Regions from separate parts of the Homo sapiens genome. Here regions 2, 3 and 4 are each linked to region 1. A link is a contact called in ENCODE Hi-C data. All regions are on one chromosome and are shown on one strand. The core of a region is the stretch at or near the end of the contact, and the rest is flanking DNA. Distances in the headings are between cores, read along the strand shown. Region 1 holds the start of SYK (spleen associated tyrosine kinase). Region 2 overlaps SEMA4D (semaphorin 4D). Region 3 has its middle 100 kb from the start of LINC03062. Region 4 has its middle 21 kb from the start of SEMA4D.

Region 1 (2,700 bases), core at 169-2,668:
CTTCCATTTATGTTTGTTAAAGCAACCTAAGTATGATCTGAGAAGGACTCTGTATTCTATATTTGAGTCCTTGTGGATGAACTGTAACCTAGCTTAATAGGCAGACAAGATTGAAAACCTAATTTAGGAGTATGTGCCTTTAACAATAGCTGAGTCTTGGCCAATCCCAGTGGCCATACTTCAACCATTCATACACTGCTGAGTGTTCAAACTGTGTTCAAAGAAGGCAAAAGCCAACCTGTAACCAATCCAGTTGTTTCTCTGCCTTACCTCCAATTTCTGTATGTCACTTCCCTTTTTTTGTCTATAAATATGTTCTGACCATGAGGCATCCCTGGAGTCTCTGAATCCGCTGTGATTCTGGAAGCTGCCCCATTCGCAAATCATTCATTACTCAATTAAACTGCTTTAAATTTAATTCTGCTGAAGTTTTCTTTTAACAGGTTTAGAAAAAATAATGGCAAAAATGAATGAAAATCCAATAACCCTGGAAGCAGAAAAGGCTGGGGGCTCCAATAAGTGTAAATAGTCCCATCCCTATATTTTCTCCATGGCAATTACAATCCAGCACATTATATATATATTTTTTTGCTTCTCGCATTTTGGCTTAGGGTAAAGCTTTTTAAAACAGGCACTGCCAACCAGTGTTATCAAGAAGGTCTGGATGCCGTTTTGTGGGAACATTTTAAAGAGGAATGTCCAAAAGGAAAAGGGGGATGGGTTGGGAGAAGGGTATCAGGCGGGTATCTCAAAACCATTCTTAGGGCTATAGGTTTAATTTATTTGGTTGTGGACGTCAGAGCCGTCATGGTAAGAAGGAAGCAAAGCCTTTTGTAATAATTAAAGCCTTCAGAAGCAGCGTGCCCCATTGCCCACTAGTGCGCCGTGAAGTCTGGTGTTCACCTACAGGGTCCCTCTCAGCACTGCCCAGGCCTCCCGAGTGCTCCAGCACAGTAGCTTGGAGCTTGTTGGTTTGGTGACCAAGATACACTCCAGGGAATATGCCATGCAGTGGAGTCTCTTCCCCGGCACTGCATAGCAAAAGGAAAGGGCCGCTGGGTGTCTGTGGGTCCTGGGCAGTCACAGAAGCCACCGCGCTGGCGGGGAGGAGGGGGACCGATGCGGTCCATGTCCCGGGCAGCCCCACCTTCTCTGCCTGCGAAGGGCCCTTGTCCGGCGGGAGGAGAGAGGCGCGCCCCACCCGGGCTCCTCTACACCTGCCGCCGCCTGGGCCGATTCCGCGGGCCTCGCCCGGCGCTTCAGCCGATTCCCGCCCAGCTCCGGGCTCATGGGCGCGGTCAGCAGGGCGGGCCAGGGCGGCGGGGCGCGACACTGGGAGGAAGTGCGGGCCGCCTGCCCGGGCGCGTTAAGGAAGTTGCCCAAAATGAGGAAGAGCCGCGGGCCCGGCGGCTGAGGCCACCCCGGCGGCGGCTGGAGAGCGAGGAGGAGCGGGTGGCCCCGCGCTGCGCCCGCCCTCGCCTCACCTGGCGCAGGTAGGTGTGGCCGCGTCCCCTACCCGGCCGGGACTTTCTGGTAAGGAGAGGAGGTTACGGGGAACGACGCGCTGCTTTCATGCCCTTTCTTGTTCTACCTTCATCGGCCGAGGTAAAAGTGCTGAAACCATGTGAATAAAATACAGGTGGGTTCCGCCAGCTTCGCTCCTGAACCTACCCGCGCTCGGGATCCAGAAGCTGCGCCGGGAGAGAGGGGCTCAGGCCTGGGCGGAGGGGACGGAGGTCAGACCGTGCGGAAAGTGACCCGGGCACCCCAGGGCGCCCAGGCCCCCAGGGAGCGCGGAAAGTGCGGTCGCGGCCCGGCCCTCGGGAGACGCGGGATTGGGATCAGGCACAGCGCGAGGAAGTCGATCTTGGAGCTAGAACATTTTCCTTTGGCCATTTACACGAATCCACTGGAAAATGCCGCAGTGTTTATCAAAGTTACTCAAAGTAGAAATGTCCAGACGTCTTATGAGCTTAGACAAATCTTTTACTACAAAAAGAAACAGCAGTTGCATTCAAACAACAACCCTTCTGAACCACTACTAAAATTTAGCATAATTACTCTTGTGGATACATTTTCATTGTCAAGTAATTTACTTAGCCAATGAACTTGGAGAGCAAGAAAGTTTTATGTAGTAAAATGTAAATTTGAGTTAAGAGTTAAGGGTGTTTCTTTTTGTCTGTTTGTCTGTTTTTGGCAATGTGGCTCCAAAACCTTAAGCCCACCTAAAAACTATATAAATGCAATCCATTCTTTTGTTGGAATGTTCAAGGACTAGAAAGACAATTGGAGAAGTGAGAGTTTGAATCTTTTTTTACGTTGGAAACAGTGTTGCAAAATATTTTTTGAGTTTTGCCTGACTTAGCAAAGATTCAGTCGAACTCAAGTAGAGTTCAAAGCATTGCAGCGTGTAGTAAAAAAAAAAAAGAGTTGAAGATGTTGTGCCATATCTGATTCTTGGTATTAAAAATAAAAAAAGGAACCATTTAATCCCTAAGAGTTCCTGGAAGAAATGGAATTGATTCTACCATCTGACTTCTTTGTCTTAGTAGGGACAAATTCATTGCCTTCACACAGGCAGCATTTTAATTAAATGCAACTAAATACATTGATGTCCTCCTTCTCCCCAGTGAAAGTCCGAGCAGTGCATAGATAGAATTATATTTTCTCAAAAAGGCTTAAATACATGTAAATTATTAA
Region 2 (2,700 bases), core at 1-2,500, 1.3 Mb before region 1:
TCTGTTCAGCAGGGCTACTTGGGGGCTTTTCATGATCAAGTCCCAGACTTGCTCTTTCTCATCCAGGTCATGACCAGCCCTTTTTCGCTGCTGCTTTTTCATTTTCGCAGCAGAGGTGGGGAGGTACAAAACTAATTAGCGTCAACCAGTCTCCAAAGTGTATTCACAACACAAGGTCTCTATGTTGTGTTTAAAGAACCAAATGGTGGGCCGGGCATGGTGGCTCACGCCTGTAATCCCAGCACTTTGGGAGGCTGAGGCGGGCATATCACGAGGTCAGGAGTTCAAGATCAGCCTGGCCAACATGGTGAAACCCCATCTCTACTAAAAATATAAAAATTAGCAGGGTGTGGCGGCGGGCACCTGTAATCCCAGCTACTTGGGAGGCTGAGGCAGGAGGCTTGCTTGAACCCAGGAGGTGGAGGTTGCGGTGAGCCGAGATTGCACCACTGCACTCCAGCCTGGGTGACAGAGCAAGACTCCGTCTCAGACAAAAAAAAAAAAAGAACCAAATCGTGCCAACTAGAGCCAAAGGCTTAACTTCAACCCTTGCAGTCATGGGGGCACTTTCTCCACTTTCCACCTTAGACACGTGCTTTTGGGGTTCTATGTGCTTTTCTTAAATTTCAGAATCAGAACACCAGTCAAAAATGGAGAGTGTGACTCACCTTCCCCCACCCCCAAGAAAACTGCCACAAAACCGCACTGTGAGCCTGTTTCTTCCTCTCTTCTCTCAGATGCACTACGCTCTCAGGGACCAAGGACACTTTGTTCTAATCATGTTGAAGATGTAAAACAAAAATACTTAATTGTAAATTGAATTATTTCACCAAGATGCTACCTGTGAGAAAAAAGGAATGGCTGGAAATCCTGCCTTCCGACCTGGGTTTCGGATGATTATAAACAGCTGGGGTGGGGCTGAGGACCTCAGGGGCAAGGCAGCCACAGTTGGGGGTGGGGGGCAACACATTACAAGTCCAGCAGCAGGGCGCAGCCAGGCTGCCTCTGGCCACCTCCCCAATGCCCAGGATCTGGACAGGAAAAGACAGGAGTTCATCAATAAGGAGAGACCCCTCAGATGTGGGGTGCAACACCCCAGCTAGGAAGGGCAGCAACAGGTCCTCTCCCTGCAAGATCATGGGAACAAAGAAGAGGACAGGGACACTGAGGACAGGGTTCAAAACCCACTGGTCTCCCCAGAGTGAAGCACCCCCAGGGGAAACTGACAGCAACTCAGGCAGTCACAGAGGTCAACCATCAGAGAGGTGAGTGCTAGACAAAAACCACATCCTCATTCTTTGGGTCCATTAGGAAATGGGCAGGGTTGCAGGGGTCCCCCGCCTCCTGGAGAGGGCTGGATAAGCCTGAGTTACCACGGGGTGTGGGGGGAGGGTGCGGAGAGCACCCCCAGGGCGAGGGTCCTGCTCTCTGCTCAGCCCACAGTGACATCTCTAATGCAAGCATATGCTGGCTCTAAATTATATTAGCTTGCTTGCTTTATTTGGATGCATCTCTGTTTTTGACACCATGTCCTCTCTATAGCTATAAACATCTCGCATGCTTTACAAAGCACTGAGCACACAATAATTAACCAATACTCACTGACCAACCTGTCAGGGGCAAAGAGGACCAGCCCAGGAAGGGGGCACATTTCCACATATCACCCAAGAGCCTCTCACGCTGGCTCAGACCCACAGACAAGACTGGGAAGATCCGCCCACAGAATGTTCCTCCTTGCCCTCCATGACCAGATTCTCACTTTAAAAAGAGCCCTTAGTCCGGTGCATCCCGCGGAGAACAGACAAGAGGGGCCTAAGTCCCCAGGAAACCAGCACCATCCATCCGGTGAGATTGCTGGCCACTCAGCCCAGGGGTGATGGCTGCTAACGGGTCACTTAAAAAAAATGACCATGCATTAAAAACATTATTAAATCATCACTCACAAGAGAACCAAGGAGGTGTCACAATCCCTTCAGAGGGGAAGTCAAAGAATCACAAAAAGACATGGAGTTGGCTGGGGGAATGGGGATGGATTGGGCCATGATGGATTGATAATTAGGGGGCTTCCTTTTGGGGTGCTGGAAATGTCTTGGAGCTAGAGGTTGCACAACATTGCAAATGTACTAACTGCCATGGAACTATTCACTTTAATATGATTAACTTTATGTTATGTGAATTTCACCTCAAGAAAAAAATAATACAGAGTAAAAGAATATTGACATGAATTTCCAACGGACACAATACCAGCCTTTTCCATGGGGAGTCAATTGTCTCTCCAGGAGGCTGAACCCATTTGCACGTCTAGGGACAAGGATTATTTGCATTGCCTTCGGATATCTATGACTTACAGAGCTGTACAAAGACAGGTGAGCCCTGGGTGGCCCCAGTGCTCCATTCAAAGGCTGCCTATGCCCAAGTCCAAGGTGGAATGAGGAGAAGATGGAGTCCACAGGTTTAGGAGGAAACCAGCTTTAGCCGATGGGAAGGTGATGCTGCAGAATAAGGTGTGTCTAGAGATGGTGTCAGGAGTGACTCCTGCATTTCTTGGAGGCAGGGGGGAAGGTGGGCTCACTGGAGCACTGGGGCTTGAGGAGATGGTCCACCATGTGACACAGTGAGAAGCCGAGGTGTCCAAGGCACCATGAAGGGGCAGGACCACACAGGGTGCACGCCAGGCAGTTTGCAGCCCTGGCCTGGCTA
Region 3 (2,700 bases), core at 158-2,657, 1.1 Mb before region 1:
GAACAGTACACTGAAATAGTTATTTTTATTATTTATTAATTGAAAAAGGACAAAAGAGGTAAAATGACTCTATCAATTCAATTGAGATGTCATTATTTTTATTTTTATATTTATTTATTTATTTATTTGAGATGGAGAATTGCTCTACAAGGCTGGAGTGCAGTGGTGAGATCTCGGCTCACTGCAACTTCTGCCTCCCAGATTCAAGCGATTCTCCAGCCTCAGCCTCCCGAGTAGCTGGGACTACAAGTGCGTGCCACCACACCCAGCTAATTTTTCTATTTTTAGTAGAGATGAGGTATCACCATGTTGGCCAGGCTGGTCTCAAACTCCTGAACTCAGGTGATCTGCCCGCCTCGGCCTCCCAAAATGCTGGGATTACAGGCATGAGCCATTGCACCCAGCCTTGAAATGTCTTTAAAAATACCTTTACCTTTAGTCAGATACCTAAAGGATAAAAACTGTATGATTCCACTTATTTGAGGTAGCTAGTGTCCCAGCTACAATCAAATTCGTAGAAGCAGAAAGTAGGATGGTGGTTGCCAGGGGCTGGGGTTGGGGGCTGGGGAGTTGTCTAATGGGGATAGTTTCAGTTTTGCAAGATGCAAACGTTTTGAAGATGGAGGGTGGTGATGGTTGCACAACAGTGTGAATGTTCTTAATGCCACTGAACTGTACGCTGAACAACGAATTAAGACAGTAAATTTTATGTTGTGCATATTTTACTACAATAAAAACCAGCTAGGCTGCTGGCCAGCATGTCCATCAGCGCCGTGGGTGGTGGCTCCTGAGGGTGGGGTGCAGTCTCCCTCATCTACCCAACACCTGCAGGCACCTGGCCTGGGATACCTCATTCCTGGCCAGGTATCACATCATCCTCACATGTCTTTGGCCTTGGGAGCCTGGCTTGCCTGGTGACCAGGGGCTTTGCTGTGATCCTGATGGCTGCTGAGAAGGTCTCTCTCTTACCAAACCAGAAGAAAGACATCCTTTATGGCAAATAGCACCGTGAAAACAGCTGGGCCTACAAGGGTTGTGGCAGCAGCTTCTGCCTGAGAAACCGCGGCCGGGTCGTTGTGGCCTCAGGGAGTCCAGGCCTCTGCTTGCTTGGTGGGACTCAGTCCCAGCTGTGGGTTGCTATCACTGCAGCTGTCTGCTCTCATTTTGCATTTTTGTTCATCTGGAGCCCTCCCCACCTCACCTGCAGAGCCCAGGAGGTGGCACACTCTGGGAGGTCCCAGGCAGAAGAGCTGGCTTAGGGTGGTGGGTGCCCCATTGCCTGGGATTTGAGAACCTGCCCCTTTGGTTTTTATAATTAGATTTCTAACAGGATCCAAGTGAAACCACAACCCAAACCCTAAGCTGTGAACCCAGCAGCTTTTCTGAGCACACCCCTCCCCTTACACACATCACAGGCCTGGGACCGTGGCCTCCAGGCTCGGGGAGACTATAGACCTTTGTTTGCTTCCTTTCAGGGCTTGAGGCGGTTTTTCTTCCCCTCCCCAGTCTTGCAGATTCTTTTGAAAACCCCAGAGTCCCACTTTCAACTCCTTCTTCTGGTCTCTGATAAAAGGCATGCTAAGAATCACTTCTAACAGTTTCAGTGAGAGCTAAGAAAGCTGTCTGCAAAGACAGGACATCAAAGCACAGAGCTCAGGTGTGCTCTGGCTGGCCTGAGACAGCCCTGTGGCGGGAGGGAGCGTCTGCAGCCTCCAAACTGGCCCTGCTGCCCCCAGGGGTCCCAGACTTCCCTGGCTGCAGCCCCTGCCCTGGGCCTCCTGGCTACTGCCCGTCTGTACCTAGCCTTCTGGCAGGAGCCAGAGAGCTGACTGCCAGGAAAAGCCACAGCGAACCCTGCAAATTGCCCAGATACCTGGAGACAACATCTTAATTGCCCTGTGAAGAGCTGCCTGGCTGGAGAGTCCCTTTCTGTGGGTAGGCAAGGTTTGAACTTCAAAGAGGTTCTCGCCTGGTTCACAATGTTTACAGCAGCTCCAGGAGTGACAGAATAATTTTGGTGTCCTTGGAGAGAGTTGCCTGGCAGGGCTTCTATGTCTGCTGTGGTCTAAGAGCCTCAGGGGGACCACGATTTGTGGGACTCACCACAGACAGCCCTACTGTCCCGGGAATGCCGCCGGCTCTGCTTTTATGGTGTCTTTGACTCCAGCTCTAGGCTCTGGGCATCCACCATGGGGTGGGGCCAGGGTATGGGCTGGCCGGGGGCTAAGTTCACTGACCGTGGCCAGCCCGGTCCTGGGCATGTGAGGATCACCACCTATGTGTCTCATTCCAGAGTTTCATGGTTGGGGGCTCTGGTGGGGTGACAGGTGATTTATCAATTTATTTCCATCTTCTCGACTCTAGCCTCCTTGCAGGAAGGGGGTGGGTTTGGAATCATCCCCTCACTCCTCAGTCATCACCCAGGGCAGTCCCTTACATACCTCAGCTTAGGCCTGGCTGCTGAGAGTGTGTGTGATGGTGGATCATGCCTGCTGGAGAAATGCAGGCCTGGATCTTCCTGTTGCAGATGGATCCACTGTTCCAGTGTCACTACCTAGCCCATGCTTCACGGCATAAAGCAATGCCTATTTCCCTGGGCTCATGTGTTCTGTGAGTCAGGTGTTCAGGCAGGGCTGCTGGAAAGCTCACCCAGAGGGGTGACTCCATAGCTGGGGCATGCAAACACCTGGGTGTGTTCTA
Region 4 (2,723 bases), core at 106-2,605, 1.3 Mb before region 1:
CCAGACTGCTTTCCACAGTGGCCAAACTAATCTACATTCCTAACAGCAGTGTGTAAGCCTTTCCTTTTCTCCACAACCTCACCAGTATCTGTTATTTTCTGACTTTTTAATAATAACCATTGTGACTGGTGTGAGATGGTATCTCATTGTGGTTTTTGATATGCATTTTCTTAATGATTAGTGATATTGAGCATCTTTTCATACGCTTATGGGCCACATATGTGTCTTTAAGCCTTTTTTAGCCAGGCTTTTTTTTTTTTTTTTTTTTTTTTAACAAACAAAACATGTGCGTCCCAACATCTAAAACAAGCAAAGTAGATCATCTCCATGAACAGAAGGTTGGGGGCCTGGAGGCTGTCTCTTTGTCCTGGGCAGGAACAGCAGCCTACACACCTTGCAGGGCTGCTGTCTGTGGCCCCAGTGCCCTTGACACCCCAGAGGGGCTGCAGATGCATCACTATGATAACGGACTGTGTTCAAGGTGCTGAAGGCTCACTGATGTCCATCAAGGGCCTTTAGCCTCCATGCCTGTGGTCGGGTGCCTGGGAAGGAAATGTGAAGAGGGGCAGGGAGGGTAGGGGAGGTCAGAGACTGCCTCCATGCCATCCGGGTAAGGGCGCAACACACAGCACAGGCTTGGAGGAAGGAGAGATGGCTGTATCTTGGATCCTCTGCCTCCTGGGATACCAGCCCTCGGGATAGTATCTTTTTGCCCTTGACAGCAGAAAATGCTACCTGTTCCTGACAAGCACGTAGTTGATCTTTGCATATCTGCTGCTAGACCTTTGGAAAATGAGTGTGAATCTCAGCTTGAGGAGACTTCAAGAAAGCCTGGTGACCCCTGCCAGGAGGGTGACAGGTGAGGCCCTAGCACATCTGTCCTTAGTGCGAGGCACAGCCACTCTCCCACCCCTGATTGTCTGTACATGAGGGTGGGCCTGGAGCTGGGAGATGGTACAGCCCAGCACCTGAGTGAGACCTTTCACAGAGAGATCACTTCCTTTTTGTGCTTTGTTGAGTCTTGGCAAATCTTAACCCGATTCCTTTCTGGGGAGGGGGAAGGAAGGGGTCTCCAGATTGTCAGATGCACAGAAATAACTGAAAGCCCTTGGTGTTAAATGCAGCCTTGAGTCTGGTTTTGGAAAGAATTGGCCTTCTTGGAAACTGTAGCCTCAGGGATGCAGAGAAACTAGGCCAGAACAGGAACTTGGGCAGGGAGTGAGTTTTGTTCCCTTCACCAGATCTGGGAGGGCTCAACTGTGTGTCTGCAACAGGTCAAGAAGCAAACTCTAGAAGGCCCTGCCCTCCTGGACTAAAATCTTCACTTCTCACGAGCTGATGGTTCAGTCCTCATGCAGCCGGGGCATGTCCCAGGAAAGCCCCCAGGGTGGCATGAGAAGCAAAAGGAGGTTTTCAGACTGCTTTAACCAAGAGTACCAACCAACAAAGAGTACAACCAAATGGTGCCTGTGACTTCAAAGGCCAGGTCATCAAAGGCTGACAGCTCCCTCCTGCGGGGCTTGCTGAAGCCCTCATTCTTGGAGATCTGAGCCACCAAATAAGAAGCCTGAGCCTCCTCAGCCCACCATGCCATGGGAAGCCCAGGCTGCAGCAAAAGGCTACATGGAGAGGATCCATTCAACAACCCCGGGCTACCAGCTGGCAGCCAGCATCAGTGTCCATCCAGGTGGGTGAGTCACCGGATGGCTGGCCCAGTCAAGCCTTCTGATGACTCCAGCCCCACTGATATCTGACTATCACCACATGAAACACCCTATACAGCAACTCACACAGCTTAGTCCTCCTCACATTCCTGACCCTACAATTGTGAAATGTCATATGATACAATGGTGTTGTCTTAAGCTACTAGCTTGGGGTGATTTGCAGTGCATGCATAAGGCTGTGCCCATGCTCAGAGGTGTGCGCAGGCTCAGGAAAGACCTAAGAAGGCCCAGAGCTGTCACCTCTGGCTGACCTTGAGGCCCTGTGCCAGCAGGAAGTGAAGGCCAAAGCAGAGTTGGCAATTAACTGGCTGACTGAATGTTGAAGGCATGCCAGACACACATACACAGAGCCCTGTTGCAAAGATCAGGGGACATACTGGCTTCAGGCTGCATTAGTCAGGATTTTCCAGAGAAATAGAACCAATAGGATAGATAGATAGATAGATAGATAGATAGATAGATAGATAGATAGATAGATAGATATATGATGGATTGTTTCACCCAATTATGGAAGCTAAAAAGTTCCATGATCTACTTGTCTGCAAGCTGGAGAGCCAGCCAGTGGTGTAATTCCACAGCATCATTCAGTCCAAATCCAGAGGCCTGAGAACCCAGGGAGCCAGTGCTGTCAGTCCCACTCCAATTCCATAGCTCCAAAAACTGGGAGTGCTGATGTTCGCAGGCAGGAAGAAATAGATGTCTCAGCTCATGCAGAGGGAGCAAATTTACCCTTCCTCGCTTTTTTGTTCTATCTGGACAAAAATCACCGTCAGTGGATTAGATGGTGCCCACACACATTGATGAAGGCTTGTCTTAGTCTGTTTTGTGTTGCTATACAACAGAATACCTGCAATTGAGTAATTAATAAAGAACAGACATTTACTTTCTACCGTTCTGGAGACTGGGAGGTTCAGGATCAAGGGGCCCACCTCTGGTGAGGGTTTTCCTGCTGTGTCATCCCGTGCCAGAGCACAGAATGGCAAGAGCAGGCAAGAGAGA

The links. Hi-C counts contacts between places; a loop is a spot of excess contacts on that map. Pooled maps may share reads with other maps.
Region 2: a loop to region 1 is called in a pooled map, with 4 times the contacts of the local background. The contact joins the enhancer-like site here to the promoter of SYK in region 1. A Hi-C loop is called at or near these places in 2 of 37 single-sample maps with no recorded cell type and 3 of 50 pooled maps.
Region 3: a loop to region 1 is called in a map of OCI-LY7, with 4 times the contacts of the local background. The contact joins the enhancer-like site here to the promoter of SYK in region 1. A Hi-C loop is called at or near these places in 1 of 168 maps with a recorded cell type or tissue (OCI-LY7), 2 of 37 single-sample maps with no recorded cell type and 2 of 50 pooled maps.
Region 4: a pooled map shows a loop between it and region 1 (2.7-fold over the local background). The contact joins the enhancer-like site here to the promoter of SYK in region 1. A Hi-C loop is called at or near these places in 1 of 37 single-sample maps with no recorded cell type and 2 of 50 pooled maps.

What each region holds. Positions count from the first base shown.
Region 1 is chr9:90,800,401-90,803,100 of GRCh38, forward strand. It overlaps SYK (spleen associated tyrosine kinase), which reads left to right and starts at 1,419. Exons shown (of 14, transcript NM_003177.7): 1 at 1,419-1,493. RefSeq lists silencers at 1,168-1,377, 1,398-1,557.
Region 2 is chr9:89,463,446-89,466,145 of GRCh38, forward strand. The region is part of intron 1 of SEMA4D (semaphorin 4D); the gene reads right to left. Among named protein-coding and RNA genes, the nearest start is that of SEMA4D, 33 kb to the right of the region's middle. RefSeq lists a silencer at 372-441 and enhancers at 952-1,011, 2,200-2,700. Within about 2 kb of position 1,251, at least 8 of the 41 ENCODE cell types and tissues checked have a DNase peak (open chromatin) inside an H3K27ac peak, as active enhancers do.
Region 3 is chr9:89,742,229-89,744,928 of GRCh38, forward strand. No RefSeq gene overlaps it. Among named protein-coding and RNA genes, the nearest start is that of LINC03062, 100 kb to the left of the region's middle. RefSeq lists enhancers at 915-964, 1,565-1,624. Within about 2 kb of position 1,408, at least 6 of the 41 ENCODE cell types and tissues checked have a DNase peak (open chromatin) inside an H3K27ac peak, as active enhancers do; they include OCI-LY7, where a contact is called at or near this core.
Region 4 is chr9:89,517,723-89,520,445 of GRCh38, forward strand. No RefSeq gene overlaps it. Among named protein-coding and RNA genes, the nearest start is that of SEMA4D, 21 kb to the left of the region's middle. Within about 2 kb of position 1,356, at least 9 of the 41 ENCODE cell types and tissues checked have a DNase peak (open chromatin) inside an H3K27ac peak, as active enhancers do.